Regions from separate parts of the Homo sapiens genome. Here regions 2, 3 and 4 are each linked to region 1. A link is a contact called in ENCODE Hi-C or POLR2A ChIA-PET data. All regions are on one chromosome and are shown on one strand. Each heading gives the region's core, a stretch centred on a gene start or an enhancer-like site at or near the end of the contact. The rest is flanking DNA. Distances are from core to core; before and after follow the strand shown. Region 1 holds the start of EHBP1 (EH domain binding protein 1). Region 2 has its middle 79 kb from the start of FAM161A. Region 3 holds the start of COMMD1 (copper metabolism domain containing 1). Region 4 overlaps COMMD1 (copper metabolism domain containing 1).

Region 1 (7,658 bases), core at 2,622-5,121:
TAGACACATTAGCAATAACTTAAATTGTTATTTAAAAATTAATAACTTAAAAGCTCTAGGGAAATAAAATTCCAGGAAGGCTGCAAACTGTGAGGAAGAAACTGATTTTCTAACTGAGGAATCACCTGATAATGTTCTATTTCCCTTAAGAAAAAGATTAAAATTTAACCATCTTAACGTTGATGCTCCCAGTATACTGCCAAGTTAAGAAACACCTATAATCACGACCTTCTCCAGCTTGGTCAAATACATCCAAATTTCCAACACAAAAGCTTGGATGTCAATCTAGCCCTTTTCTTCTCCCTCATCCCCATCTTGCTCAGATCCCCAACTGAAATGACCACCAAATCCTACCCATTTTGTGTTCTGAGTGTTCCTCCAGTTAATTCTCTCCATTCCCTTTGCCACTGCCTAGTCCTAACCTTTTGTCTCCCCTTATTTATTAAAACAGCTACCCTAATATTGCTGCTTCCAGTCACCTTTTTACTATGATCCTCAGTCTACACTGTTGTCCTGGTGATTTTCCAATAGCAAACCTAATGTCTCTTCTGCTCATAATCTTTTACTATGTTCCTATCACCTACAGAATAATCCCCAAATCATTTATTAACAGCACATAACTTAACATGCTTTCAGTCCTGCCTGACTCTCAAACCTCATATCTCACTGCATGCCCCCCAATCCTACACTTTAAACCCCATTAATATCAAACTATACTACTTGAATTTCCAGCACATCCCATGCTAGGTAAGCCTCCCATGTTTCTGCATAGGTTGTTGCTTCAGTCTAGAATGTCTTTTACGTCTTCTCCCTTGGCTTCCTGGACAACAACTATGAATCTTTCAAAACCCAGCTCAGATCCCAGGAAGCCATCCCAACAACTCATCCTCTACCCTTAAAGAATTGTTTTTCCCTCTGCGACCTCTGTACATAATAATGGCATCTATTAGGCACTATGTCCCTGACACTGTTCCAAGCATTTTAAATGTATTAACTCATTTAATCTTCACAATTACCCTCCCCATGAAGTGGCACCATTATGACCTTTATGGATATGGAAACTTGAATCACGGAGAAGTTAAATAACCCGTCCTCAAAGATACTCAACTGTATCGAGACAGATTAAAATCCTTATGTCATACATATTTATATTATTGCATCTCTCACGGTGAATTTATTCATGTGACTCTCCTTATACTGGACTGCACACTCCTTGAGGACAGGGATTATGTTGTATTCTACTCTAAATCCACAGTACCTGGTATAAAGTAGGTAATGAGTGCATGCATTTCTCAAACTGATTTTAAAATAATATTCCTAATAAGTTGAAGAGAAAAGCATTCAGAAACTAGTTCCAAATAAATATTCAAATATAAGAGTTCTAGAATAAAGCAAGCTATTTTTTTAATCTAATAAAATGGATGTTAAAAAGAAAAATTATTACAGACCTGAATTACAGTCCTTCTGGACAAAGAAATGGACTTATTTTGCAATAAGTCCATTACTGCTTAATCACTGCAGTAAATCAAGACCCAAACGACCATTTGCTTAAAATTAACTTTTTTCTCTCACTAAATAAAAAATTTTTGTTGTTTATCATTCAGGGCAATGGAAAGAAAGCCCTATATTTACTCTTCTCAAGTGGAAAAAAGCCAATCACAGACCAGCACTACTAATTGCTTCCTTAAATCTGGCCAAGAAATGTATCCCATTAGGCAATTAAAATAAAATACAGTTGCCTGAGTAAGCATTTAACAAAAGAATTTCTAAGGTTTTGTGGATGGCATTCCATTAATCAAATAATGAAAAATTCTTTATCCTAAGCAAGGAAAAATGAAAAAACAAAAATAAAATAGATTACCATCACCCCACAAGAATATAGACTTCTATATTAAAACTCTATTAAATCATATGCCTGTTATATTAAAATATACGGATTAATGCTCACAATATTTCAGTAGCCATTCTTTGTCTCCTTAAAATTACAAAAATCAAAGTTATTTTAACACTAATGATGAATAACCTCAAAACCAAATCTATTGTATTTAGTGTGCTCTCACAGTTACAGTCCTCTGAGCCATACTGAAGCGCAGTAATTAAAATCCACAGGGATGGTACTAGCAGCAACAGTGCACAGCACAGTACTTGTTAGAGTTATCTGCGCCCCACCCAGCTTCTACACACTAGTGCACTATAGAAAGGTAAATATACTATCAGAAGACCCAGAGTTTAGGCCACAGTATGCTTAGGCCACAGCACAGCAAAATCTACCTCCAGGTACATCTTACCATTTCTTCGTACACTCAACCATGAGCTCCTGGTAGGAGGCCACAAACTGGAACTTGGATGCATGTTTTCCCACACGCTGCAGTCTCTTCCAAACTGAAGCCATGATGATCAGTCAAGACACTGGAGCAGTTCTGGGTTAGCAATACAGCAGCTTTAATAATGCAGAGGGTCCAAAGCAAAGGAACTTTGCATGTATGTCTTTTAAAAACTCAACTACAACTCGAAATGATGCTTGGGGTCCATAAGTCTTCTCCCTGTTTCACAGGGTAAATCCCATCTTAGATGAATGGCCCAGTCAAGAACACTATGATATACGTGACAGGATGAGTGGGAAGGGGTTCCCTCATGGAGACATCACCATGCCACCTCAGGGGCTATATGATGGGTATTCTGGAGGGCTGAAAAGCAAAACAAAGACAAAAAGAGAAAGAATATGAGGAGAGAATCATGAGAAATGACTAACCACCCATGTTAAATAACGCTGCAAAAGACCATCCCAGTTCTCTGCATGTCTTTTAAACAATGAAACAAAACACTGACCTCAAAAGCCAGTAACATCAAGGATGCAAGACACCAAGGAAGAAATTACAATTCACACCGAAGACGTGGAGCGACACATCAGGTAGTCAGCACCAACAACAATCCAGAGAGACGGTAACTCGGGGCCCTACCTCCCCCTGTTAGCATCACTGAAGGGCGAGCAGAGCGGGAAAGTCTAGGGATGCTGTTTAATGTCCACCGCCAGAAAGAGGGAGAAGTGGAGTATTTTTTAATAAACTTTGTTTTTCAGTCGATAATTAATAGCCTCAAGTCCGACAATATGTGCTTGGAACAAATTAGGGAGCCAGGAGGAATGCTATTTTTCAGTCGGAGGGAGGAAATGGATGGGGAACGAGGAGTGGAGGGAAATCTCCAGGCAGAGAGAGGGCAATGTCCCGGCTCCAGGCCACTTGGGCTCCTTCGCTGCCAACCGGAGGGAAATGGAAACTCCTGCCTGGGGGTGAAGCAATGACCAGCGGGGCAAGTGGACTGTGCAGGGTGCGGTGCCTCCCTCCCCCATCCTCAGGGAAACAGTCCGCCGGAGCCCAGTCTCCTCACGCACGGAGCCCAGACCCCTGCCCCCCAGCGGAGACAGGCGGTGGCTCGTCCGCGGTCCCTGTCACCCAGGCGATACCAGAAGACCCCAGCCCGGACCCCGAGCCCCGGCCCCGCCGCTCGTCCACTCCCGCCCCCTCCTCACACCTCTAATCCCGCTGTCGGGCTGAGTCTGGCCCCGTTCCCTTCTCATAGCCGCTCCTCCGTCGCCGCCGCAGCAGCAGCCGCCGCCGCCACCGAGTCCTCCATCCCCGCCGGAGCCACATGGAACAGCCAAGCCAGCCACGGCGCTCGCGGTAGCCGGGATCTGCAGCCCCTCAGGCGGACGGCGCCCCTCACGCCCACCCCCTCCCTGACAGATCGCCCCGCGACCGTCCCCCACCCTACCAAGCCCTGCCAGAGCCACCGCTCAGCGCCCAGCACCCCCTCCCCCGCCTTTCTCCTCCGCCACCATCATCATTACCTCCCCCGCCGCACCTCTCACACTAACCCTACCCACGGCAGCTCAACCTCCACCGCCCCGCCGCCATTGGCCAGGCCCCGCGCGTGCCCCGCCCACCTCGGCGGCCGGGTCTTACAGCGGCTGGGGCACCTCATTGGTAGAACTGCCTGCCCATCACAGGGGCTCCGCCTTGCCCTTGCTCGGGAGGTGGTTTTTCCCCGAAGCCGGAATGCGACGCACAGGCTACCTTTTTTTTAAAAAAAAAAAGAAGGAACCGACTAAGGACGATCCCGCCCGTTCTTCTGATTGGCTTGGAGAGGGAAGCGATAGGCGGGAGGAATAGGGAGTGTTTATAGTGAACTGCAAGGTGATTGCAGAAGGTGGCTGTCCGTCAAAGGCGCCGCTGGTGCGGGGCTGGGTTTCTGGCCCCTAAGGGTGATTGCAGACCTAGAGATTGGCTTCGCTGCAGCTGTGGGCAGTGCAGCTGCCTGTGGGTTTCTCTCCTGTTCTCATCTCCGCCAGGACCTGGGCGCGCCCTCTCCTCCGCCACTGGCAACTAGGGTTTTTGCGCATAGCCTTTATTTCACCAGTTCCTCCTGGGATCTTACCTGACAACCTGAAGTAATGACCCTGTCAGGCACCCCCCGACACCCCGGCCGCTCCCCGCCCAACATAGAGTCAACTGGTCTTCAGTGGGATTGAATCAGCTGAGCTAGACACAAAATGTGTACAGTACAATTTCTTATTGTTCGGAGTCTTCAACATTTCTTTGAATCTTGGTTTCCTCTTCGCTGTCGGACTCTTTTGCCCCTAGTGAGAACTGTAGATGGATTTGGGAACAGCTAGCATATAAAAAGGGTGGTCAAAGGCAAAAAGGAGGAGGCAGAGTGAGGGCAGGGACACTCAATCTTGTTAAAAGAGCCAAGGGCCCTTTTGAGAATATGAAAGCTACAGATACTTTCTCAAGGGGGAAAAAGTGTTCTGTCTCAAAACACAAAAAATTGTTTTCAGTTTTAGGTGGTTCACAGACCCCTGGTGTGGAGAAAGAGGACAAAGAATGAAACTTCAGGGGAATCCTAGCATCTAAGGAATAAACAGAGTAAAATGGGAAAGAGACCGAGAAGGAATAATCAGAGAAGTAGGCGCATCAGCAAGCTATGGGCAGACAGTTTGGAAAAAAAAGAGAGGCAAGCTAACATAAAAAGAAAGCAAGCGGGATGGGTTCTGGAAACAAGGATCATTCAATCTTACGAAGGTTGGAAAGCAGGGTGCATGGACAAAGTAGCTTGAAAGGTGTTAGGGTCTAGGGAGGATTCTTTCAGGGACAGGAAGAGAGAGCAGTGATGGGTGAGAATTGAGTCCATCTGTAGACATTGGGGGCCAAGACAAAGTGGAGAGACATGTTGAAGAATCAAGAGAGATGGGGAGACAGATATAAGGCTTGAATCCAGTATCTAATTCAATTTCCACTTTCAATAAAGAAAATGATCTAATAATACAAGAGCACAGTGTGCATTTTACAGAAAACAGCATAGTTATCGCTTATTTTGCTAGTCAATTCTAAAATGTTAAGATAATCGTAATAATCATATTGATTCTTATTTTCTATTAAGAGTTCTCTGATGTCCTTCCTGAGTGGTTTACGAAGTCACTACAACCTACAGCCATTATGATCTCATATAATAATATATTCTGCATCTTTAGTAGGCTTTAAGTGTGTGGAGTTTTTTAATGGCTTATTTGTAGAAATGGTCATAAATTATTTTCATCCAAGTTACCCTTCAGAAACAATCCACATGATGATCAGAAGGTTTTTGCACCCTATTTATTACTGTTCTCTGGAAGTTCTCAAACTTTCTTATGTGGTCATTCTGGTTTCTTTTAACATGCTTCCCTTACTCCAAAGGGAGAGGGGGAAGAGAGAAAAAATAGAGAGACTGACTTTATTGTAAAGAAATTCCCTTAAAAGTAATAAGTTTTAAATGGTGTCTTAAAAAAAAATAAAGGAGTAGGATCCCTAGGGAATCTTCCTCAAGTTGTGGAAAATTTCAAGAGACTGATAGTTTCTTATGACAGCTCTTCTTTTTAGGGGAAATATTTGTCTTGGATGTAAACTCTTATTTTTCCTTCTAGACACCAAGGTAGCTAAGAAGAGATCAAAGTTAGAATCGTTTACTAAATGAGTGAAGGAATTAAGAACAGCTCTTGACCCTGTTCTGCCACTGACCTCATGTTCATAGGCTGTCTCCTGGAGGCCCTACAGAGCAGCTACTTCTTCCCCCTATAACATTTTAAAAAACAACCTGTATACTAACTAAATTTATTGAAGAATATTAAATATAGAATATGTTCAGCTCTTTTGGCCTGCTTTGCTGATAGTTATTGAATACCGAGTATTAATCTTTTTTTTTTCTTGAGACGGGGTTTCTCTCTGTCACTCAGGCTGGAGTGCAGCCTCACCCTCCCAGGCTCAAGCAGTCCTCCCACCTCAACCTCCCGAGTAGCTGGGACTACAGTCGCATGCTACCACGACTGGCTAATTTTTTTTTTTTTAAGGAGCAAGTCTATTAACTGATAGGCTAATTTTTCATACTTTTTGTAGAGACAGGGTTTCACCACGTTGCCCAGGCTGAACTCCTGAGGTCAAGTGATCTGCCTGCCTCAGCCTTCCAAAGTGCTGGGATTGCAGGCATGAGCCACTGCTTCCAGCCTGATCATATTAAATATTACCAATAGTACATAAAAGTTACAGTCCCTGTTCTTAAAGACTTTCAGGAACATGTTCGGTGTGTACACAAGAAAGTAACACGAGTTACTTAACCTCTCTGAGTCCCAGCTTCTTAAAGCATGATCCTGTAAAACATAATCATGCCTACCTTTCTGGGATGTTGAGAAAATGGAAGATATGTACATAAAGTATCTGGCACATAGTAAACAGTCAAATGGTAACTAGTAGCATATGCTATTGTGTTTGGTAGCAAACATAAACAAGACAGAAAAGAACAAAACAGACCTTCAAGAATACTTGGGCAATACTTAGTGCCAAACATCGCTACCTCAAGGACTAAAGAGTCTTAAAGAGTACATTCAATATTATTTATCTCCCATTAATTCAATTGGTACCAAGACTGGAACAGCAATAATTTAGGTGGACTCAGGATTTTATAATAATTACTAAGAATGCACTTATCCTCAATCCTCATGACAACTCCTTATGTCATATATTAGCTGAGAACTTTTGGCATGCTAGAAGTTACCCTTTTCTTAAGGTCCCATTTCCCCTACCAACCAACAGGTACCTCCTACTCACCCTCCCACTTCCAGGATTGCCCACTGTGTCTGCCCCCTTCTAATTCCCTATTTACTCGGATCTTGATTTATCGTCTCCCTCTGTCCCAGGTTTAATGCAAGTTACATTAATTATCCTGTCCATTTGACCCAGGTTGTTGACTGCAAAATGTTTTACTTAACAGAAGATGCAACATTTAAAATAATTTAAAATTTGCCTTTAAATATCATCAAGCTTAAAATGAAGATAGAATACAAAGAAATAAGTGGAAAATGGCATCCAAAAACTTTAAATCTTCTCTGCCATGACAATTTTGAAAATGACAGAAATTATTTTCAGTGAAACAGCTTTTTTAGTCACTGCCTCAGAAACTCCCCAAATGGAGATTCAAGACTATGAAATGCAACCATAGGCTTGAATTACTATTATCTTTCCTGGTGATAAAATTCTTATCTTTGGGTTTTACAGTTATTGCAGTAAAAATTGTCAGAGGTATTATTGCAGGATTTATCCACTAATGGAATTTATCTGTGCCGTATTCCT
Region 2 (7,658 bases), core at 1,525-4,024, 930 kb after region 1:
GATCTCTTCAGACCAGGAGGTTGAGGCTATGAGCCTGGGCAACAGAGTGAGACCTTGTCTCTTAAAAAAAATTTTTTTTCATGTGTGTTTATTTATCCAGCAGTTTGATTATGACGTGTCTGAGGATGGATTTCTTTGGGTTTATCCTTTTGGGATTTGTTGGGATTCTTGAATCTGTATGTTTGTCTTTCAACAAATTTGAGAAGTTTTCAAGCATTATTTCTTCAAACGCCTTTTTCTTTTTTCTTTTTTTTTGAGACGGAGTCTCACTGTCGCCTAGGCTGGAGAGCAGTGGCATTGTAACCGATCTCAATCCGTGGTGGACTGAACAAAGGCAGGCGAACGTGGGAATAAAGACGAAGACAAAAGATTATATTTGGAAGAAGGGGTCAGAGGGCACCTTGCCTGTAGTGGACAAGGGTCCTGAACAGCCCTCCGTATTTATTTGGCAAAAGAGATAGAGACAAGTGGGGGTGTGGAAGAAGAGGTCAGCTGCTCGGTCTAGAGTAGGCTTGCAAGACCACATTCCTTGAACAGTAGGCTCTAGTTGTCCCAGTAGATAACTTCAAGGAGCCCGGTGCCAGGGAGTGATTGCCCTCAGCAAACCTCCTGGCAGCAGGCACAGTCGTGAGTTTGCTCACATCCTGCATTCATGATAAACAGTTTGCTGTTTGATCATATAGCCTCCAGTGGTCACGATCTCTTTGTCCTTTTCAGCTCCCAACAGGCATGATCGTGGCTCACTGTAAACTCTGCTTCCCAGGTTCAAGTGATTCTCCTGCCTCAGCCTCCCAAGTAGCTGGTATCACAGACACGTGTCATCACACCTAGCTAATTTTTGTGTTTTTAGTAGAGATGGGGTTTCACCATGTTGGCCAGGCTGGTCTCAAACTCCTGACCTCAGGTGATCCTTCCACCTCGGCCTCCCAAAGTGCTGGGATTACAGGCGTAAGCCACCGTGCCTGGCCAAAAACCTTTTTCTACATCACAGTCTTTCTCCTCTCTGGGACTCTAATAATTTACGTGAGGCATTTTAGTACTATCCTACAGATCCCCAAGGCTCTGTTCTTCCTATTTTTTAAGTAATTTTTTCTCTCAGTTGTTCAGATCAGTAATTCTATTATGTACCTTCTAGGTCACTGACTCTTTCCTCTGCCATCTCCATTCTGTTCTGAGCCCATCCAGTGGGTTTTAAATTTTGGCTATTGTATTTTTCAGTTCTCAAATGGAAAAACTGAATACAATAGAAATAGGAAATCATGGCCAGGTGTGGTGGCTCACGCCTGTAATCCCAGCACTTTGGGAGGCTGAAGTGGGCAGCCTCACCTGAGGTCTGGAGTTTGAGACTAACCTGACAAACATGGTGAAACCCCATCTCTACTAAAAATACAAAAATTAGCTGGGCTTGGTGGCAGGTGCCTGTAATCCCAACTACTTAGGAGGCTGAGGCAGGAGTATTGCTTGAATCCAGGAGGCGGAGGTTGCAGTGAGCTGAGACTGCCCCATTGCACTCCAGCCTGGGCAACAAGAGTAAAACTCTGTCCTAAAAAAAAAAAAAAAAAAAAAAAAAAAGGGAAATCTTTGCCAAGACTTTCTTTTTTTTATGTTTTCATTTATTTCAAGGATGTTTTGGAATATTTTTATAACACCTACTTTAATGTCTTTGTCAGATAATGCCAACATCTGTGTCATCTTAGTGTTAGTGTCTATCAATTATCTTTTCCCAGTTTAGATTTTTCTGGTTTCTCAAATGCTGAGTAATTTTAGATTGTATCCTGGATATTTTGAATATTATGCTACGAGACTAGAGGTTTTGTTTAAATCCTGGAGTGAATGTTGACATTTTTGTGTTAGCCATAATCAGTCAGGTTGGGATTAGACTGTAAACTCCAATTAGACTTCTCTAGGTTGTAATTTTAATATCAGTTCTGTTTTTAAAGGCTTTGCAGTGTTATTTGGATCAGTCCTGAATGTTCTTGACCCAGTGGTCAGTCAAGGTCTGAGGCAGGAACTGTGTAGTTCAGTTCTCACAGCCTGTGGTACAGTGTTGAGGATCAGATCCACACATGTACAGCTTGGGAGTTACCTCAGAAATCATAAACTTTTGCTCCTTCCTCTACTCAATTTCCTAGTTTTATCCCAATTCCTTGGGGCTCCCTTTTATAGTTCTCTGATCAGAAAACTTGGGTTTTGTTTTTCATTTTATTTTTGAGACAGAGTCTCTCTCTGTTGCCCAGGCTGAGGTGTGCAATCTCAGCTCACTGCAGCCTTGACCTCCGGGCTCCAGAGATCCTCTCACCTCAGCCTCCTGAGTAGCTGGGACTACAGGCACGCACCACCACACCCAACGGATTTTTGTATTTTTTGTAGAGACAGTGTCTCACTGTGTTGCCCAGGCTGGTCTCGAACTCATGGGCTCAAGTGATCCTCCCACCTCGGCCTCCCAAAGTGCTGGGATTATAGGAATGAGCTGCTGTGCCCAGCCAAGTACATACGCTACTTTTCTGTTCACTTTCCGTAACTACGCTTATGTCTGGAGCGAGGCAGTGGGAGGACAGAGATGAAAAAAGAAAGCAGTGGGGGTTTGCCATTTACCCTACTCTGATTTTTGGGAACACAGCACCTCTGATCAGAGAGGAAAGTTCTCTTTTCTCAAAGTTTTAGGCACCTGCCTGCTCCTCTTACCATTAATGTCATTTTCACTTCTGCTTTTATAGGATTACTTGAGGTTTGGGTGCTAGAGAATGGAGAAAAGAAAAACAAAACAAAACAAAAAACAAAGCACATGAGATTTCCCCCACTTTGTCTGTATATTAGGAAACTCTTTTTCCACCCCTCAAGCCAGATCTAGAAGCCTTCTCCTGGAGCTCTTTCTGTCCACACTGATTTGGACTTCAGGCTTTTGGGCTGCACAAGTCCAGACTAGGGATATCAGAGGGGAAAAAATGGTAAGCTCTCTGCATGTTCAGTGGTACTTCATATTCATGCCTTCTTCTCCAACCTTTCTGTTTCGATTTACTTTTCAGTCCTCAAGTTTGGGAGCCATGCATTCTTTCCAGGTTAATAGCTACATTCAGTAGGAGAGATAGGTTGGGATTTGCTCACTCCATCTTACTTGGAACTAGAAACTTCCTAAAGCAGTGATGTTACAAGAAGATAATTTGAATTACAGTTTTCTAGTTTTACAATATTTTAAAGCTGATTGAATATAAATAATTTAAAAATATATTTCCAGGCCCAAATATTAACATTATAATTTAAACTACTGGATCCATCATTGACCCTTTTAATAATTGGAAGGTTTAAGACTCCCACACTCAATATATTAGAAAAATAATACATTCATGTTCATTCTCCCATTTTTTGTGTTTCTCTTTCAATATAGCACATTTACTACTAATGCTCATTTATCCCATCAAAAATGTCACATAAAAACTGGAATAATTCAGAAATTTGGAGTGGGATTCATTTACGATTTATAAGTTACCTGGTAGAGTTTGACTTATAAGAAAGCACATTGTGAGGGCCGGGTGTGGTGGCTCACGCCTGTAATCCCAGCAATTTGGGAGGCCAAGGCGGGCGGATCACCTGAGGTTGGGAGTTCGAGACCAGCCTGACCAACATGGAGAAACCCTGTCTCTACTAAAAATACAAAATTAGCCGGGCATGGTGGCACACGCCTGTAATTCCAACTACCCGGGAGGCTGAGGCTGGAGAATTGCTTGAACTTGGGAGGCAGAGGTTGCAGTGAGCCAAGATCACACCATTGCACTCCAGCCTGGGTGATAAGAGTGAAACTCTGTCTCAAACAACAACAACAACAGCAAACAGTACATGGTGAGGCTAGGTGCAGTAGCTCATGTCTGTAATCCTATCCCTTTGGGAGGCTGAGGCAGGCAGATTGCTTGAGCTCGGGAGTTCGAGACCAGCTGGATAACATGGTGAAACCCTGTCTCTACAAAAAAAAAAGAAAATTAACTGGGCATGGTGGTGTGCACTTGTAGTCCCAGCTACTTAGGAGACTGAGGCAGGAGGATCACTTGAGCCTGGGAGGTCGAGGCTGCAGTGAGCCATGATGGTGCCACTGCACTCCAGCCAGGGTGACAGACTGAAACCCTGTCTAAAAAAAATTTTTTTAAATAAAGTACATAATGAAACATATATAAGGTTTAGTGTTAGCTAGGATTTGGCTCAGCTTTGAATGATGAAAAAAGAAAAACCCAGAATAACTGTAGCTTACATCATATATGTCTATTTTTCTCTTACATAAAGTAGGAAGTAAGTGCCCCAAGTTGGATATGGTGCTTCATTGTGTCAGAAACCCAGGTTCCTTCTTTCTGATGTTCTGCCATGAGTGACCTTGATTTCTTCCTATTTCTCTCATGATCTAAAATGGTTGTAACATAGCTCCAGCCATCTCAGGAAGAAGGAAGGGTAAAGGAGAAAGCACACAGTTCTTCTGTGTGCTTTTAAGGACACGTCCTGAAAGCTGTACATAATATTTCTGCTTATATCTTTTTGGCCAGAACATACTCACAAGGCTACACCTTGCCACAAGAAAGACTTGGAGATGTATTTATATTCTGGGCAGTTATATCCACTTAAAAGTTGAGGATGCTGTTACCATTGAAAGAGGAAGAATGATTTTGAGGGTCAACTAGTAATTTCTGCCACAAGACTGTGTCCCTAAGAAATCCTTATGTTGTAAATAGCGGAAACTAAATTCAAATTAGCATAAACAAAAAAGAAGATATATATATGCTTATTTAACTGAAAAGACAGAGGTAAAGGAAGCTTTAGAGCTAATTTGATTCAGGGGAATTTTTTCTTTTTTGAGACGGAGTCTTGCTCTGTTGCCCAGGCTGGAGTGCAATGGCTCGATCTCGGCTCACTGCAAGCTCCGCCTCCCAGGTTCAGGCGATTCTCCTGCCTCAGCCTCCCGAGTAGCTGGGATTACAGATGCCCGCCACCATGCCCGGCTAATTTTTGTATTTTTAGTAGAGACAAGGTTTCACCGTGTTAGCCAGGATGGTCTCGATCTCCTGACCTCAGATGATCGCCTGCCTCAGCCTCCCAAAGTGCTGGGATTACAGGCGTGAGCCACCGCACCCGGCCTGATTCAGGGCATTTTTAAGATCTTAATGTACCTGATATAGTTTGGGTATTTGTCCCCGTGCAAATCTCATGTTGAGAAGTAACCCACATGTTGGAGATGGGGCCTGGTGGGAGGGGAGGTGTTTGGTCATGGAAGTGGATTCCTCATGGCTTGGTGCTATCTTTGCAATAGTGAGTGAGAACTCACAAGATCTGGTTGTTTGAGTGTGTAGAACTCCCCACCCTGCCACTCCCTCTTGTTCCTGCTTTTGACGTGTGACATGCTTGCTCCCTCTTTGCTTTTCACCATGGGTAAAAGCTCCCTGAGGCCTCCCCAGAAGCTGAGCAGATACTGGCACCATGCATCCTGTGAAACCTGCAGAACCGTGAGCCAATTAAACTTCTTTTCTTCATAAATTACCCAGTCTCAAGTATTTCTTTATAGCAACACAAGAATGGCCTAATACTGTACCCAATTTCATTTTTCTAGTAGCTTACTGCTCTGTGAACTTCATTATAAGGCTAGCTTCCTTCTTTATGGCAAAATGTCCTCAGAAGTCACAAGCTTCACATCTGCACATAACAGTGCCCAGAAGGAAAGAAAGCGTTCAGTTCCGGTAGCTATTGTGACAAATTATCACAGTATGCCCAGACTGTCCTGGATTTTGCACTGAAATTTCTATGTTCAGGGAAATGTTGCAGTCCCAGGCAAACCACGATGGGTGGTTATCTACCTGGTAGTTCTCTCACAAGGATTCAGGACCTTCTTTTTCAGAGTCCCCCAGGTAACCTCTCATATCTCACTGGCTCAATTTGGGCATATTCCCCTTTAGCCCGGGGAATAGTAGGCACCGATTTGCTTAGACCTGGCAATTATTGTGAAAAGAGCCATAGAACTGCCTGATTAAATAAGCAAATCAGAGGTAATCTCTGAAAATAAGAACTCAATCATCCCCTACCCTATAATCACATGGCTGCAACACAAGTTGGGAGACACAGCTACAATGTCCATAAGACTGAACTAACATCATACTAGAAATGTTTAGCATTTATAAAGCAGAAGCCCCACATGACACCACATGACTTCCTATCTGAAAAGTCAATGAAATTCTATCAAGGGGAAATTGTTCTAGCTGTAGAAAAATGTGTTCATAGAGATTTTTGCTCATTTGTCTAAGCAAATCAGTGCCTAATATTCCCCTCAGTAAAGGGAACACGCTTCAAGTTGAGCCAATGAGATAAGAGAGAATATCTCGAGGACAGGTTGGCACAAAACTACGCTCATATTCATACAACAGTGGCCGCAGTAGCACTTGATATTATTTCACTTTCTTATGTCCTATGCTGAAGCTGGGGACAGCAAATAATTTGGTCAAAGTAGTCATGCTGAAATAAGGTTAAATGTAATTTTAAATAATCCCATATAAGACTGTGGTCTTTATGAGGTATTCTGTCTACTACTGACTCATATTTGGTACCCTTTATGTGGTGCTTCTCCTAAACGGGGATTATATATCCCCTTCCTGAGGAAATCAGTCATGTAATTTGCTTTGACCAGTAAAATGTGAGTGAACAGGACGTGTGTGAACTCCCTGGCAGGAGTTTGGAGAGCCAGTGGTTCGCTATGTTCTGCTTTCTCTCTGCCATGATGACCAAGTGTCCCAGTGTAGCATAAGTGGAAAAGAAATCTCTGTTCTAAGTCCTTGAGAATTGGAGGGCATTTCTTACTACAGAATCATTAGCCTACCCTGCACATGGTTTGCTTCCTTCAACATTCCTTTCTAGCCTCTTCTCTCTCCTGCTTTTGCTTTTTGTGTGTTTAGTTTCTCCCTTTGTATTTTACCACAGTCTTGCTCTTAGAATTTGAGTCAATGCAAAGCAGAGAAACAGTTAACTAGCCTGGAGCCTTGAAAGATTGTCTTGTTGTCCTACACTGGCCAGATACTTTCAAAAAGAATCTTGGGCATATTACCTCCTAGACAGAAAACTAGAAACCGAAGCATTAAACAAATGCTTACATTTAACTAGCTTTTAATTATTGACTTCACAGTAAACTCTTCAAATAAATTTATAAATGTAATTTTTTTAAAAAAACTATACATTTATAAATTTAAAACAATTTAAATTTATATTAGTCCAGCAACTTTTTTTTCTGTTCTCTATAACAATAATACTAACATAAAATAGGAAATGAAGGCTTTTAAAAATATTTAACACTCTGGTCCCTTGAAGAGAGAATATCAACAAGGCCGGGCACGGTGGCTCAGGCCTGTAACCCCAGCACTTTGGGAGGCTGAGGCGGGTGGACTGCCTGAGGTCAGGATTTCAAGACCAGCCTGGCCAACATGGCAAAACCCTGTCTCTAAAAAAAAAAAAAAAATTGGTTTGGTGTGGTGGCACATGCCTGTAGTCCCAGCTACTCAGGAGGCTTAGGCAAGAGAATTGCTTGAACCAGGGAGGCGGAGGTTGCAGTAAGCCGAGATAGTGCTACTGGACTCCAGCCTGGATGACAGAGCAAGACACTGTCTCAAAAATAAAAATAAAAAAAGAAAGAGAATGTCAAC
Region 3 (7,658 bases), core at 3,710-6,209, 800 kb after region 1:
ATAGCAATAAAGATCACGCAAACTCATACCTATAAGAAGTTGAATTATAATGTGAGCAAAAAAAGTAGATTAAAATAGCAGTGTTGGGCCGGACGCAGTGGCTCACACCTGTAATCCCAACACTATGGGACGCCAAGGAGGGTGGACTGCTTGAAGTTAGGAGTTCGGGACCAGCTTGGCCAACGTGGTGAAACCCCATCTCTACTAAAATACAAAAATTAGCTGGGTGTGGTGGCGGGTGTCTGTAATCCCAGCTACTCAGGAGGTTGAGGCAGAATTGCTTGAACCCAGGAGGTAGAGGTTGCAGTGAGCCAAGATCGAGCCACCGCACTCCAGCCTGGGCAAGAGAGTGAGACTCCGTCTTAAAAAAAAAGGGGGGGGCAGTGTTTAGCAACTGCCTTTTATATATTTTATATATAAATACAAGAGTATTTATCTATAGGATGTTATCTCCTTAAATAAACACACCATTCCCAATTCATTGACTTCATTGTTCCTTAGGGTCTACCCAAAAATAAAAACTAGAGCAAGTGAATGGCCAGCTTCGCATATCTACAAGCAGGTGAAAGGTTTGTCCTTTTGTGATTAACAGGCAAAGCTAGAGAGGGTCAATGTCCCAGTCAAGTAGGATAGGAGGGCTCCATTCTAAACAGAAAACAGAACCAGTACAAAAGCCAGGAATCACTACATAACACCTTGGCACACAACATGAAAGTCAGAGGGAAGGGCTACAGCTCAGGGAGCACCTGAACCTGAAAACATGGCCTGTGAAATATATTTCCAGGCAGTTGGCAATAAGGAGGCTGTTAACACGTGTGTCCGCTGTATCCCCTGCTGGGAAGTACATGTCCCCTCCTTCCTTCCTTTGCTTCTACCCTCTTGTCACCCTTCATTTTCACTTTCTTCACAGACCATGATATTACATAGATAACTGAAAGTATGAACTCTGTTGTCATTTATATGAAAAATGTACATCCTGCTTAAGAGCAGCAATAGAAGTTAGCAAGATTATAAGAATAAAAGGTTGTTTCATTTTTTTCTTGCCTCCTCCACCAATACTCCACATTGGTTACCCCCATATTGTGATCAAACTGGACTATTCACCATTTCCTGAACCTGCTTTTTTCCTACCCCACCCATGCTATGTTCTTAACTCAGAATCCTGTATACGGCTACCCTTCATCTCAGTCTAAAATATGCTATACTTTCTTCAAGGGCAGCAAAAATGGCATATCTAAGAAGCCTGCCAGAAAGAACTGATATCTCTTAATCTATCTTCAGGTGCTTACTCACAATTCTATTTACAAATACAATCACATCCTTGCATCATGCTTATTTGTGTATGTTCCCTCTTACTGCAGATAGAGGTTCTATCTGCAAAACCTTTCAGTGTAAAAATCATGTTTGTGCCAGGCGCGGTGGCTCATGCCTGTAATCAGCACTTTGGGAGGCCGAGGCGGGCAGATCATCTGAGGTCGGGAGCTCGGGACCAGCCTGACCAACGTGGAGAAACCCCATCGCTACTAAAAATACAAAATTAGCCTGGTGTGGTGGTGCATGCTTGTAATCCCAGCTACTCAGGAGGCTGAGGCAGGACAATTGCTTGAACCTGGGAGGCAGAGGTTGCGGAGAGCCGAGATTGCACCATTACTTACACTCCAGCCTGGGCAACAAGAGCGATACTCCGTCTCAAAAAATAATATTAAAACAAAAATAAATTAAAATCATGTTTGTTTTTTATGTTTCCATAAGAATTAGAGAAATTTGGCAGGGCTCAGTGGCTCACGCCTGTAATCCCAGCACTTTGGGAGGTGGAGGCAGGTGGCTCACGAGGTCAGGAGTTCAAGACCAGCCTGGCCAAGATGGTGAAACCCCGTCTCTACTGAAAAACAAAAAAACAAAAAAATTAGCCGGGCGTGGTGGCTGGTGCCTGTAATCCCAGCCACTCGGGAGGCTGAGGCAGAGAATTGTTTGAATCCGGGAGGCAGAGGTTGCAGTGAGCTGAGATCACGCCACTGCACTCTGGCCTGGGCAACAAAGCGAGACTCGTCTCAAAAAATAATAATTAGAGAAATTTAACCCTCAGTGTTGCTTTTAAGTTAAATAAAGGCTGGGTGCAGTGGCTCACGCCTGTAATCCCAGCACTTTGGGAGGCTGAGGCAGGCAGATCATGAGGTCAAGAGATCAAAACCATCCCGGCCAACATGGTGAAACCCCATCTCTCCAAAAATTACAAAAATTAGCTGGGCGCTGCAGTGCATGCCTGCAGTCCCAGCTACTCGGGAGGCTGAGGCAGGAGAATCACTTAAACCCGGGAGGTGGAGGTTGTAGTGAGCCGAGATGGCGCCACTGCACTCCAGTCTGGCAACAGAACGAGACTCCGTCTCAAAAAAAAAAAAAAAAAAGAGTTCAATAAAGATTGGAACTGAATGTCATCCTGAGCCCACGGTTTCAGCCCTATGTAAAACAATCAAAGGCATATCCCTTCGTTCCTCAGACTAATCAGTGTGCTGCCAGGCACCTGCAAATCTTCTGTTGCCTACTCCCAACACCAAGAGAGCCATGCCACTCCACAACACAGAGCCACTTGAAAACTTCAAGTATCCTGGATATTATTATTCAGCAATGTATTTAAAATAAAGTAAAGCCGGATGCAGTGGCTCACACCTGTAATCCCAGCACTTTGGGAGGCCAAGGTGGGCAGATCAGCTATCAGGAGTTCAAGACTAGCCTGGCCAACATGGTGAAACCCTGTCGCTACTAAAAATAAAAAAATTAGTCAGGCGTGGTGGTGGACACCTGTAATCTCAGCTACACAGGAGGCTGAGACAGGAGAATCACCTGAACCCGGGAGGCGGAGGTTGTAGAGAGCGGAGATCACACCATTGCACTCCAGCCTGGGCAACAAAAGCAAAATTCCATCTCAAAATAAAAATAAAATAAGAGAGTTTTCAGGCAAACTCTTCCCTGGGTATCCTGCTGTTTTATCTCCTAACAAAACAAATGAATCAAAATGTCGTCCACCTAGAGAGGAGAAGTAGCCCCCAATGTTTGGAGATTCTAAAGCATTACCTACACATGTGCTGTTGTCTCTTCTTAGCCTGCAGAAGAGATATAGGCCTCATCCCCATAGGAGACCAAACACCTCAAAAACCCAGATGTCAAATTTTCTAGGAAACTCTCTTGGACTGCTCAAAGAGTAAAATTTGATAGAAATAGGAAGCATTTGGCCGGGCCGGGTGGCTCACGCCTGTAATCCTGGCACTCCGGGAGGCCGAGGCAGGCGGATAACGAAGTCAGGAGATCAAAACCATCCTGGCCAACATAGTGAAACCCAGTCTCTACTAAAAATACAAAAATTAGCTGGGTGTGGTGGCGCATGCCTGTAACCCCAGCTACTCGGGAGGCTGAGGCAGGAGAATGGCTCGAACCCCAGGAGGTGGAGATTGCAGTGAGCCGAGATCGGGCCACTGCACTCCAGCCTGGCAACAAAGCAAAACTCGTCTCAAAAAAAGAAAAAACAAAAGAAATAGAAAGCATTCACTAGTGATTTATGACTGATATCAACTAAGATTACTTAGAATGTCTAGGATCACACCTGAGATATTACTCCTTACATTTCCATGAGACAATCCATTTACTGTGTGAAATATTTGTTTTCATTTGCTTTTTTTCTGGATTCAAATCCTGTAGGCAAAATCAGTTTAAAAAAATACAGAAGTGCCTTTTAAAGAATAAACAGCTTTGAAAAAATAGCAAATTCAAAAGGATAGTGGATTAAATTTCAACACTGACTTTAATCAAAATGAATTTTAGGCTGTTTAGATTCCCTGGACCTGTTTCTTAAATCTTTACCATGGGTGTCCACTATATAAGGTTTTTTTTTCAAGAAACAAATGAAACAACATGTAAAACATCTCAGTACGTTCCTAACACATAGGAGACCTATAAAAGTCAGTAATTTTTTTACAGTTTGTCTCTAGAGTACATTGACACTACATTCCTATAACTAGTTCTCGGTCTAAATAGAGTTGTCCAATATGATGGTTATTAGCCATATGTGACTACTGAGCACTTAAATTTGGCAAGTCCGAGATATGTGCTTTAAGTGTAAAATACTGGATTTCGAAGATTTAGTGAAAAAAGTAACAAAAAATCTTGTCAATATTCTGTATATTGATTACATGTGAAGTGATAATACTTTGGCTATTCTGGATTAAATAAGATATATTACTAAAATATTAATTTCACCTTTTTGGCTCACATATTTCTATTGGACGATCTAGTCTATACTTTGACTTCAAGCTGGTAATTATGCTCTTTTAACCACGCAGTGGACTGCTTGACAGATGTCACTCGGGCTAAGCCACCCCTTATCCAGCAGACACTGGCTCATTTTAACGCTCCCAACTTCCACAACCGGGGAAAGCTAGCGACCTAAAACTCTTAATTTTAAAAACACCAGATCCCACAGATCTGCTGAGGAAACGCGACTGTTACCAAGAGACAGAAATGTCTTGAAGGAAAAACCCCTGTGGGTGTCAGTCTACCGGGGGACTGGGAACTTCAGCAGAAAAAGTCCCCCTTAGGAAAGAGAGAAGGGGCGACAGAACGAGCAAATCTGAAGGAGCCCGATGTGGAGCCCACGGAGTGGAGGTCTGAGAGGGAAAAGCCTTTCGGCTTGTGAGGACAGGGGAAGGCAAGGGGGGGAGAGTCTGAAGCCAGCGGCCAAGGGGTTCTGCTCCAAGCCGGAGACTACAGAAAAGAGCAGTACCTTAAGAATCCCCCTCATCTTTGCCAGAAAGGGGCGGAACTCCTCGGGTGGCACCTCTGGATATAGCTGGCTCCGTAGCAGCTCCTCTGTGATGCCGGGGTACCCGTGGAAAGTGTCCTGGGCCAGCGCATTCAGCAGCCCGCTCAGGGGTTTGCCACCCTCAAGCTCGCCCGCCGCCATGCTCTGCGAAGGCCCCGCCCCGCAACAGCTGAGCCGTGCCCCGCCACGGCGGCCGAGATGTGCCTAAATAGCCTGTGCAAAACCACCACGGGGAACCTCGGGGAACCTGGAGGCAAGGCTTCCCCAGGGGTCAGAGTTGGCAGCTTACAGCTTTGCTCTGCAACACCCATCCCCTTAGGATACCTCCACGGAAATATCCGTTTGGTTCCAGTAGGGTCACTTTGCTTCCCCTGATCCCCTTCATCACTGCAGAGCCTACTGGAAAGAAAGATTGCTCGCAGAGATTACTGGAGATGGGGTAGCAGCCTATAAGTTTGGCAGTTTAATTTTTAGATGGCTGTATCTCATTCCAGGACTTGCCAACCCATTAACTGAATAGGATCGATCACTCAGATTTAATCTCTGCCTAATCCTTACCTGTCATCCTTTTTTTCAGGAAGTTTAACTATCTCCTGATTACATAATGTTTTTCTTTGGGTTGTTAATTGCCTTTTTATATACACTTGTCTTTCCAGCTAGATCAGTGGCTCTGATCCAATGTTCTTTTATATGACAAATATTTTAACACCTTATTTACTATCCTGAAATGAAATGCATAGCTAATATAACTTCCCACCCATATAATTTTTTAAAATCAATATATTATTCAGCCATAAAATGGAATAAAGTACTGATACATGCTACAACGTGAATGAGACTTAAAAACAGGATTAGTAAAAGAAGCCAGATATAAAAGGCCAAATATTGGACATCCATTTATATGAAATGTCCAGGATAGACAAATCCATGGAGACTGAAAGTAATGTAATAGTTGGCAGAATCTGGAGAAGGGGACGAATGGGTAGTGACTGTTTATAGGTACAGAGTTTCTTTGGGGCATGATGAAAACATTCCGGAAGTGGAAGCACAACCTTGTTAATATACTAAAACCCACTGAATTGTACACTTTAAAAGATTAGTTTCACAGTATGTGAATATCTCAATTGAAAAATCAATTTAATGACCTAATTGTAATTTATCATAAAATGAAAAGGAATTTATAATATAATATGTGTGTTTGGGTACACCTATACTAGTTGACTAAAAGACATACAAAGTAGCCAGATGTCTGCATCTTTACATCTTTATGTAGAACCACCTGTGACTTCTACAAATGCAAATTGATACAGGTGTGTGGTATTGGTGACTCCAGAGGGAGGGCAGTTGCTTCTGGTAACATGATGTTCTGAAATGTTAAGAACTGATGTTCTGAAATGTGAACAACAGTTGGTAAAGTTTACAACAAAAAACACTCTTTCCTCACTCTACAGTCATTGCAAAGCTGGAATATTCTGTATATATTAATGCTAAACTAAAAATACATTGTGTTGCCGGGCACGGTGGCTCACGCCTCTAATCCCAGCACTTTGGAAGGCCGAGGCAGACGGATCACGAGGTCAGGAGATCAAGACCATCCTGGCTAACACGGTGAAACCCCATCTCTACTAAAAATACAAAAAAATTAGCCGGGCCTAGTGGCGGGCGCCTGTAGTCCCAGCTACTCGGGAGGCTGGGGCAGGAGAATGGCATGAACCTGGGAGGTGGAGCTTGCAGTGAGCCGAGATCACGCCACTGCACTCTGTCGCCTGGGTGAAAGAGGGAGACTCCGTCTCAAAAAAATAAAATAATAATAATAATACATTGTGTTTCTATATAAAATAGAGTTTGACTTTAGGCTTAGATAATAACAAACAGGTTTTTCACCTTTATGAACGTACCCTGCATGGGAAGATGTCTTATATATCTGACCTCTCTCCCACCTATTCCATTCCTACCCTTCCTTCAAAGTGACAACTGAGGTCGGGCATGGTGGCTCACGCCTGTAACCCCAGCACTTTGGGAGGCTGAGGTGGGTGGATCACCTGAGGTCAGGAGATCGAGACCAGCCTGGCCAACATGGTGAAACTGAAAATACAAAAATTAGCCAGGCATGGTAGCACATGTCTGTAGTCCCAGCTACTCGGGAGGCTGAGGCAGGAGAATTGCTTGAACTCAGGAAGCAGAGGCTGCAGTGAGCAGAGATGGTGCCACTGCACTCTAGCCTTGGGGACAAGAGCAAAACTTCATCTCAAAAAAAAAAAAAAGTGACAACTGAAATGCCCCTTTCAAGGCAGTGCCACATTGTTGAGAATCTACTCATCTAGACTACTTTAATTAATGTTTATCCAGTAAAGAGGTATTCTTTTTTTTTTTTTTGAGACAAAGTTTTACTCTGTTGCCCAGGCTGGAGTGCAGTGGCACAATCTCGGTTCACTGCAACATCCACCTCCCAAGTTCAAGTGATTCTCCTGCCTCAGCCTCCCAAGTAGCTGGGATTATAGGCATGCGCCACCACGCCCAGCTAATTTTTGTATTTTTTGTAGAGAAGGGGTTTCACCATGTTGGCCAGGCTGGTCTCAAACTCCTGACCTCAGGTGATCCACCCACCTCAGCCTCCCAAAGTGCTGGGATTACAGGTGTGAGCCACTGTACCTGGCCAGAGGCATTTTTTACAATAGAAAAAATATATTTCTTTTCCTAAAATAATTTTATAAAAGGCAAATTCAGAGTTGCTTCCATGGCTCCAAGTAAACCAAACTTAGTGACAAACTATAGATTGTTTTACATGTACTTACAGAAGTTGCAGAGAATGGTTGGTGAAAAAGAAAAAGCATAAATCAAAAGG
Region 4 (7,658 bases), core at 2,064-4,563, 610 kb after region 1:
TTCTAGTTGCTATGGTTAGCCTTAGGGGAGAATGAGACTGAGAGACAGGAGAGCAGGGGGCAGAAGGTCAGAAAAACTTCTGCTTTTGAAGCTTTCATTTTGGGGTATTGTTTTCTGAGACCCAGCAATACACAATGAACTACAATTTGAAGTAAAAGGTCAAAGATATAATAGAAAAGGTTTAATTCAGACAGTCCAAGTGACACAGAAAAAAGAGAAAATGTTTAGTTCAGGTATTTGAGTGCGTATTAAGTCTGACAGGAGGAATTAAGAGTTTCATGAAGGAAATGGCATCTGTACTAGGATTTTCATAAGAAATATAGGAATATTTTGAAGCAGAGGGAATATCAAAAGTACAAAAATAGTACAGAGGGTGTTTATATAAATTTAAGTCTAGTCTCATGGAAGAGGAGTCCAGGTGATTTATAGTCAACGTGAGATGTCATAAGGCATTAGGACTTCATACTTCAGGTGATGGGAAGCTGTGATACAATAGGAAATATGTATGGTCTTTGTTTATGGTTTCTCACACACAGCTCCTAAAATCCTTGGAATCTCATGATAAGAGTGTCTTTTGTACGCTAATGAGATGAGTGGTGGCTGGGGGCCCCTAGATAGCTTCAAGATGGGGCTGGTAGTCAGAAAGACCAAAGCATGATTTGAGTGTTAGAAATTTCAGTACTATAGGCTGACCTTCAGGGAGAGGAGAGGAGATGGAGATTAAGTTAATCACCAATGGCCAATGATTTAATCAATGGTGCCTACATGAGACAGACACCATAAAAACCCCAAACAACAGTGTTTAGAGAGCTACCAAGGTGACGAGCACACTGAGGTGCTGAAAGGGTGGTGTACCTGGAGAGGGCATGGAAGCTTTTGGAGTTCCTCCTCCATACCTTGGTAAGTAAAGAACTTTACTTCATGAGCCATTCTAGCATATTATTGAACTGGGGGGTAGGGATCATGAGACTACCCAATTTGTAGCTAGATATAAGTGTGGGTAACCTGGGGACCATATATATATATATAGAGAGAGAGAGAGACAGGGTCTTGTTCTGTCACCCAGGGTGGAGTGCAGTGGTGCAATCAGGGATCACTGCAGCCTAGACATTCTGAGCTCAAGTGATTCTCCTGTCTCAGCCTCCTGAATAGCTAGAACTACAGGTGTCTGCCACTATGCCCAGCTAATTTTTTAAATTTTTTGTAGAGATGGGGTCTTGCTATGTTGCCCAGGCTGGTCTTGACTTTTGGGCTGAAGTGATCCTCCCATCTCGGCCTTCCAAAGTGCTAGGATTACAGGTGTGAGCCACCATGCCTGGCAGGGACTCAATACTTTTGACTGGCATCCAAAATGGGGTTAAGACCTGTGGGGTCTCCACTAACTCTGGGTAGTATCAGAATTTAATTGTAGAACATCCAGTTGGTATTCAGAGAATCAGAGAATTGGTTGGCATGCAGGGGAGAAAAAACCTATACTTTTGGTGTCAGAGGTGTTGTGAATAAAAGCCCAGAAAAGCCATTGAGGACTAAGCTCTCATTTTTTTTTTTTTTAAATCTTGCCCAAATTCCTATCTAAGAGATCTGGGGAGTCATGTCCTACAAACCATAAATTCTCATCAGATGGGTTTTATTTAACCCTATATGTCATGACTTACTTTCCAATCAGACTCTGGCATAACATTATAAGACAGGCAAAAAAATCAAAATATTTAATCCCAAAACATGTTTCTCTGCCATATCTTGAAAATGTCCCTGCAAAGCCATCCTTTGTAGGGTGAAAACCTGCATCTGTAAAGAATCTCTATTAACATAGCTAGATCTTTTTCTTCCAGGTCCTCCCAATCCTGAAGAGATTAGCTAAAGTCTAGTACCTTTTAAAGATCCGAATAGGAAATATTTTTCATCTATTGTCTCTGAGGGCAGCTACTATAAGACTTCAAAAGAACCTTGGTCTCCACAATCTTTTACCTTAACCTGGACATTTCCTTTCTGTGGATCCTAGGTCCTTAGATAAACTCAACCAATTGTCACCAGAAAATGTTTAAATTTACCTATAGCCTGGAAGTACCTCCCTGCCCCTACTGTCCCCTTCCCCGCCTCCTGCCTTTGAGTTGTCCTGCCTTTCTGAACCAAACCAATGTATTTCTTAAATGTATTTGATCGAAGTCTCATACCTCCCTAAAATGTATAAAACCAAGCTGTGCCCTGATCACCTTGGGCACATGTTCTCAGGACCTCCCGAGGGCTGTGCCACGGGCCACGGTCACTCATATTTGGCTCAGAATAAATCTCTTCAAATATTTTACAGTGTTTGACTCTTCAACAATAATCTGGTGCCCAAACACGTGGGGCCACAGAGAAGACTCAGGACCCTGAAGGAGTTGCCTAAAACCCTAGCTAAGGTACTAGCAGGGGCCCAGTGAAACCTCACCAAGTTCTAGCTTCTCCTCTGGTGAAACTGGTAAGTCCTCCTGAGTCCTGGACCTCCCATTTTGGTTGATGGTCCTTGATTTATTCTGAGCTGTTTTTTTTTTCTCTCTCTCTCTTTTCTCCTAGGAAGTTGGTTAAAATCTTAATTTTGGTTTCAGAGGTGTATTCAAAACAGTCATTCTCCATTGCCTTTTCTCTCAAAATTAATCTCAATTGGCTTGTCTGTGTGCACTTTGCGTGAGGAACTGAACTATTATTTTTCATAAGCAAATGAGAGAGTGAGTTCCTCAGCTTTGAAGAGAAAGGGCATTTTGCTCCTCCCAGCTGGAAGGCGCCCCTGGGTGACCAGGGGCCTCGTGGGAGTGTCTGGGAGGTTGACTCTCCGCAACATGCAGCGGCCCTACAGGAAACTCCCCAACAAATATTAAGAAGGCTTGTCCAGGAAACGCATATAAGGGCTGGTCGCCTGGTGTTTTGAGCCCTCTCAGAGGTGACAGACCTCTGAAGAGAGAAACTGAGACACGTAAGAGGGTAGAAACGACTCAGTGTTGAAACACTGTAAAGTGCTGCCCACAAGCAGCACATATTGATCCACCACACAAAAGCCTTAGGCCACAGGTCAATTGCTCTTAAAAAAAAAAAAAAGAGAGAGATAGCAAATAAACCCTCCAAAAGAGAGGAAAGGCAAGGAGAGCGGTCCCCAGTGGGCACCACAGCTGGGTTTATGTTTAATAATTATGGTGCCTTGACTTGCGAGTATTTATGTAAATAGGAAGATCTTACTAAAGATGACCTAGGTCTAAGGTTTCCAAAATGGGGAACTTTTGATGTCCCTAAATTGGTTTTCTTGTGTGCTAGATTAGAAAACTGAGGCTCCCGAATCAAAGAAAATGAATGGGAATCGTACTTAGGTGGCATCTAGAATCATCAAAAAGAGGAAACGATAAGCTTGCCTCTCTTTAGGAAGTTAAAAAAAATTTTGAAACTGTCTCGCCACTTCTAAAATCAGGAAGGCTCCAGAAACTGTCTCCCCTTCTGCTCCTCCTGACCCTCTGCTCTCTCTGAACTTCCTTGTCCAGACAATTTCATTTTTCCTTCTCCCTCCCCTACTCCCTTGCCTCAAGCCACAGGGGGACCAGAAATAGCTGGATAAAATAATAGAGTAGTTGCTCCTTTTAGGGTAAAACCTACAGGCAGAGGGGATCCTAACATAATGTATAGCCCCTGGACCAAATCAGAGTTAAAGGCCCTGGTACCTGGATTCCCCAGTCCGACTGAAGATCCCTTTAAGTTTGCTAAGGAATTCCAATTAACACTTAAGACTTATGATCCAGGGTTCTCTGACATGTGTCAGCTGATTGAGTTACTGGTCCCCAGAACAAAGCTGAAGAATGATTTAGAGTAGCAGATTGGAAACAGCCTTTAGAAGATTTTGACAAAATAGATGCAGCTGGAAGACAGAAATGGAGAGCTCTGCAATCGCCTCTGTGAAACTGTACCACAGATATTCTCCACGGTTACAGATTGGGCAAAGGTGAAACAATGTAAAATACGCCCAAACAAAATTGTGCCTGACTTTTATATCAGGTTTGAAAAGACATTCAAACAGTTTTCAGGAATACCCTTGGGGAAAGTAAGTGACATCTTACTAAATTCTGGGTTTATGCAAGGTTTAGATAAGGAGTTAGCAACCCTAATAAAGAGGAATAATGTGGCTTGGGCTTCCTTGCCCACCAGTCACTTAGTCAACCCTAGCTGACATCAACCCTAGCTGACCTAGCTGTCACAATCATTAAGAAAGAAAAGGAGGCCAGGCACGGTGGCTCACACCTGTAATCCCAGCATTTTGGGAGGCCAATATGGTGAAACCCTGTCTCTACTAAAAATAAAAAATTAGCTGGGTGTGGTGGCGCATGCCTGTAATCCCAGCTACTCGGGAGGCTGAGGCAGGAGAATCTTGCTTGAACCCAGAAGGCAGAAGTTGCAGTGAGCCAAGATCGCGCCATTGCACTCCAGCCTAGGCAAGAGACTCTGTCTCAAAAAAAAAAAAAAAAAAGAAAGAAAGGAAAGGAAACAGTCTCTAAAATTATGAGTTTACAACTAAAACAACTTAGAAACCAAGTTGGGAGTTTGCAAGGGTCCCATGGTCCCCAGAGATCTAAGCGACCCCAAGAGGAAGCAATTTGCCACTATTGCAAAAAGAAAGAATATTTTAAAAAAAGAATGCAAAAAACTTAAACGGGTGCTTGCACAAAGGGGGCAAAGGGCCCCAGAGGAAGGCACCAGAACAACTCAAAAACCAGAATAGGGATGCTCTGAGGGAACAGAGAGGGTTTCCCCCCTACTTCTAACTAATGCTTTAGGAGAAGTAGAAATAGCCATAAATGGGGAAAATACCAGAGCCTTTGTCGACACCAGCGCTATACTGTCGGTCCTCATCCCTACCTAGATTAAAAACCCTCTCCCTTGGAGTAAAGAAAAAGTCCAAATGGTAGGGGTTTCAAACTCTCTTATTATAGCCTTTAAATCAAATCCCTTTCAATTTTAATTAGGAGGACTAGTGAGGCATCACCTTTTTCTTATAGTAGATAGTACCCCCATACACCTACTACAACAGGATTTCCTAGAGACCCATAATGCTCACATCTCATTTTCACAGAAGGGAGAAATGATTCTCAACTTGGGAGATGCAGACTTACAAAAGCCCACATGTACATTATGCTTGTGAAAGTTAATCAAGATTCTGGACAGGAAGAATTAGAGCCTTTCTTACCTAAGGTACCAGACTCCCTATGGGCAAACTCTTCCACAGATACTGGTAGAATTCAGTCAGCAGTCCCTATAGAGCCAACCCTAAGTAAATCCAAACCCCTGCCAAACGTAAGGCAATAGCCCCGAAGACCTGAAGCCTTACTAGGAATCAAATCAGTCATTCAGGACGATTTAGACAAAGGACTTATAATACCCTGCACCAGCCCTTGGAATACACCAATTATCCCAGTTAAAAAGCCAAATGGGACAAGCTGGAGACTTGTTCAAGACCTAAGAGCTATAAATAAAATAATAATTCCTAGACACCCTGTTGTTCCTAACCCCCACACCTTACTGTCCAATATTCCTATCACTGCCAGCCACTTCTCTGTTACTGATTTATGTAGTGCATTCTTCAGTATACCTGTGGAGCAAAATAGCCAGTATCTTTTTGCTTTCACTTGGGCAAATCACCAATACATGTGGACAGTCTTACCCCAGGGCTACTCAGAAAGTCCTACTTATTTTTCTCAAATACTAAAGCCAGATTTAGATGACATTGAATTTCCAAATGAATCTACTCTAATTCAGTATGTGATTTATTGTTGTGCTTATCCTCCCTACCAAAATGCAGAGAAGACACTGTCCACCTATTACAATGGCTTCGTTTTAGGGGACACAAAGTGTCAAAAGATAAATTACAATTTTGCCTCCCCAAGTTAAGTATTTGGGACATATGATTTCCCCAAGGGGGCTATTAATAAACTCTGAGAGAATCTCTGCTATTACGACCTTTCCCCTGCCCAAAACTAAAAAACAATTAATAGGATTCTTAGAGTTGACAGGCAGGAGTTGGATTCCAAACTACTCCTTAATGCCCAACCCCTATATAAAAATCTAAAACAGACCCAGCTGGACCCAATCCACTGGGAAGAGGGGGGAAAAAAACAACACACAGAAGATCTAAAACAGGCTCTCACCCAAGCACCTGTTCTAGGCCATCCCAATCATAGTCTTCCTTTTACCCTCTTTGTACATGAAATAAATGAGAATGCTCTAGGAATATTAACTCAAAAACATGGTGACTTGTTGGTGAAAGCTGTTCATTCTAAAATGTAGTGAAATTCAGTCTAGTTCTGCTGATAAAGATCATCAGTTTTGAAAGGTTACTGATTTTTCTCTTCCCTCTTAGTTTTTTGCCCAATATATGGAGAAGAGTAACAGTCAATCTTAACATTTTGTTTTCATTGTTTTTTAATAAAGCTGCTAGGCAGCGGTGCAGCATTCCTACCTAATGTCATAAAAGCAAAATACTTACATAGCTTTCTTAAAATGTAGGAATGACATTACATTTTTAGGAGAAAGTTAGTTGCTTTGCACTACTTACTTAACTCTTTTCCATATATTGTGATACAAACTTTTGAATATGGAATCTTACTATTTGAATAGAAATGTGCATGTATAATATACATACATACACGAGCATGTGTGTGTATATATAACCCAGATTTTTATATACACACACATATATGTATACATATATATATATATGTATATATACACACAGGATTATATATACCTGTGTGTATGTGTATATATACACACAGGGTTATATATACCTGTGTGTATATATAACCCTGATATGCATATATATATATATGCATGCTGTGAAACTTGACTACACAACATAAACCATTTTTTTTAATTCCAGGAATGGGTAGTCTGATCTGGTGATTATCCTTTTGAGGCTGAATCCATTATTATCTTGTTATTTAGGTTTTCACTAACAGTAGCAAGGGATTCTGAGTCAGTTGCACTTATACGATTATTGTCATTTAAAACTAAAAATAAAGGCTGCATTTTCAAAGATAAATTGGAGATTGCTATTGATGACATACAGCCAAAATACTGAATCTGATGTACATATAGGTTGCTACAGGCAGGGATAGTGTAATTTAGAATTTGGAGATTTAATAACCAGGGCTACCCAGAAAAAGTGACTTGATAACATGGTACCAATAAGTACGGGATGCTCTCTCGGTTTGCATTTGCTACTTTCAAGATTTTGACTTCTCAGGTTATTAATCAAAATTATTGTATAAGTTAGCCAATAGAATTTTTAGGTTAAAACAACAGATGGGAGGTTTGTGGAGTGTTTAATGTCATGGGCATTTTTAGTAGCATAGACCCTTTGTTCTGCATTTGAATGTTTCGCATATTTTTGTTTCACAGTTAATCTTCCCTCCCAAGTTTGCTATTCAAATCAAATGCCTGAAAGACATTTCTAGTAGTTTGATGTATTTTTTGAGGAAAAGTTTGTGATTCCAATGCAGGTGTCTTCATTACCATTTCCTCTACACTGCAGAAGAAGCAAAACTCCTTTGTGAGAATTATTGCACATGTGTATGGGGAAATTAGTTCCGAAAGGCTAGAATGATACAAGTGAGCAAAAGAAGTTGGTCAGCTTGACTATGGAG

The links. A loop is a pair of places that touch in the nucleus more often than their neighbours do. ChIA-PET counts read pairs that join two places held with the same protein, here RNA polymerase II (POLR2A). Pooled maps may share reads with other maps.
Region 2: a loop to region 1 is called in a map with no recorded cell type, with 8 times the contacts of the local background. The contact joins the enhancer-like site here to the promoter of EHBP1 in region 1. A Hi-C loop is called at or near these places in 6 of 168 maps with a recorded cell type or tissue (B cell, CD4-positive, alpha-beta T cell, CD8-positive, alpha-beta T cell and 3 more), 5 of 37 single-sample maps with no recorded cell type and 20 of 50 pooled maps. POLR2A ChIA-PET finds 5 or more read pairs at or near these places in 2 of 52 experiments (A549 and GM12878).
Region 3: a map of CD8-positive, alpha-beta T cell shows a loop between it and region 1 (6-fold over the local background). The contact joins the promoter of COMMD1 here to the promoter of EHBP1 in region 1. A Hi-C loop is called at or near these places in 6 of 168 maps with a recorded cell type or tissue (CD4-positive, alpha-beta T cell, CD8-positive, alpha-beta T cell, endothelial cell of umbilical vein and 1 more) and 19 of 50 pooled maps. POLR2A ChIA-PET finds 5 or more read pairs at or near these places in 2 of 52 experiments (A673 and activated naive CD4-positive, alpha-beta T cell).
Region 4: a pooled map shows a loop between it and region 1 (5-fold over the local background). The contact joins the enhancer-like site here to the promoter of EHBP1 in region 1. A Hi-C loop is called at or near these places in 2 of 50 pooled maps. POLR2A ChIA-PET finds 5 or more read pairs at or near these places in 2 of 52 experiments (K562 and T-cell).

What each region holds. Positions count from the first base shown.
Region 1 is chr2:62,701,926-62,709,583 of GRCh38, reverse strand. EHBP1 (EH domain binding protein 1) reads right to left here and starts at 3,871. Exons shown (of 23, transcript NM_001142616.3): 1 at 3,532-3,871; 2 at 2,289-2,687. The coding sequence starts at 2,392. RefSeq lists silencers at 3,535-3,614, 3,735-3,994 and an enhancer at 4,025-4,164.
Region 2 is chr2:61,771,192-61,778,849 of GRCh38, reverse strand. No RefSeq gene overlaps it. Among named protein-coding and RNA genes, the nearest start is that of FAM161A, 79 kb to the left of the region's middle. Within about 2 kb of position 2,774, at least 3 of the 41 ENCODE cell types and tissues checked have a DNase peak (open chromatin) inside an H3K27ac peak, as active enhancers do; they include B cell and GM12878, where a contact is called at or near this core.
Region 3 is chr2:61,902,975-61,910,632 of GRCh38, reverse strand. COMMD1 (copper metabolism domain containing 1) reads right to left here and starts at 4,959. Exons shown (of 3, transcript NM_152516.4): 1 at 4,775-4,959. The coding sequence starts at 4,954. RefSeq lists an enhancer at 4,708-4,897.
Region 4 is chr2:62,094,991-62,102,648 of GRCh38, reverse strand. The region is part of intron 2 of COMMD1 (copper metabolism domain containing 1); the gene reads right to left. Among named protein-coding and RNA genes, the nearest start is that of B3GNT2, 97 kb to the left of the region's middle. RefSeq lists an enhancer at 2,899-3,188. Within about 2 kb of position 3,313, at least 3 of the 41 ENCODE cell types and tissues checked have a DNase peak (open chromatin) inside an H3K27ac peak, as active enhancers do.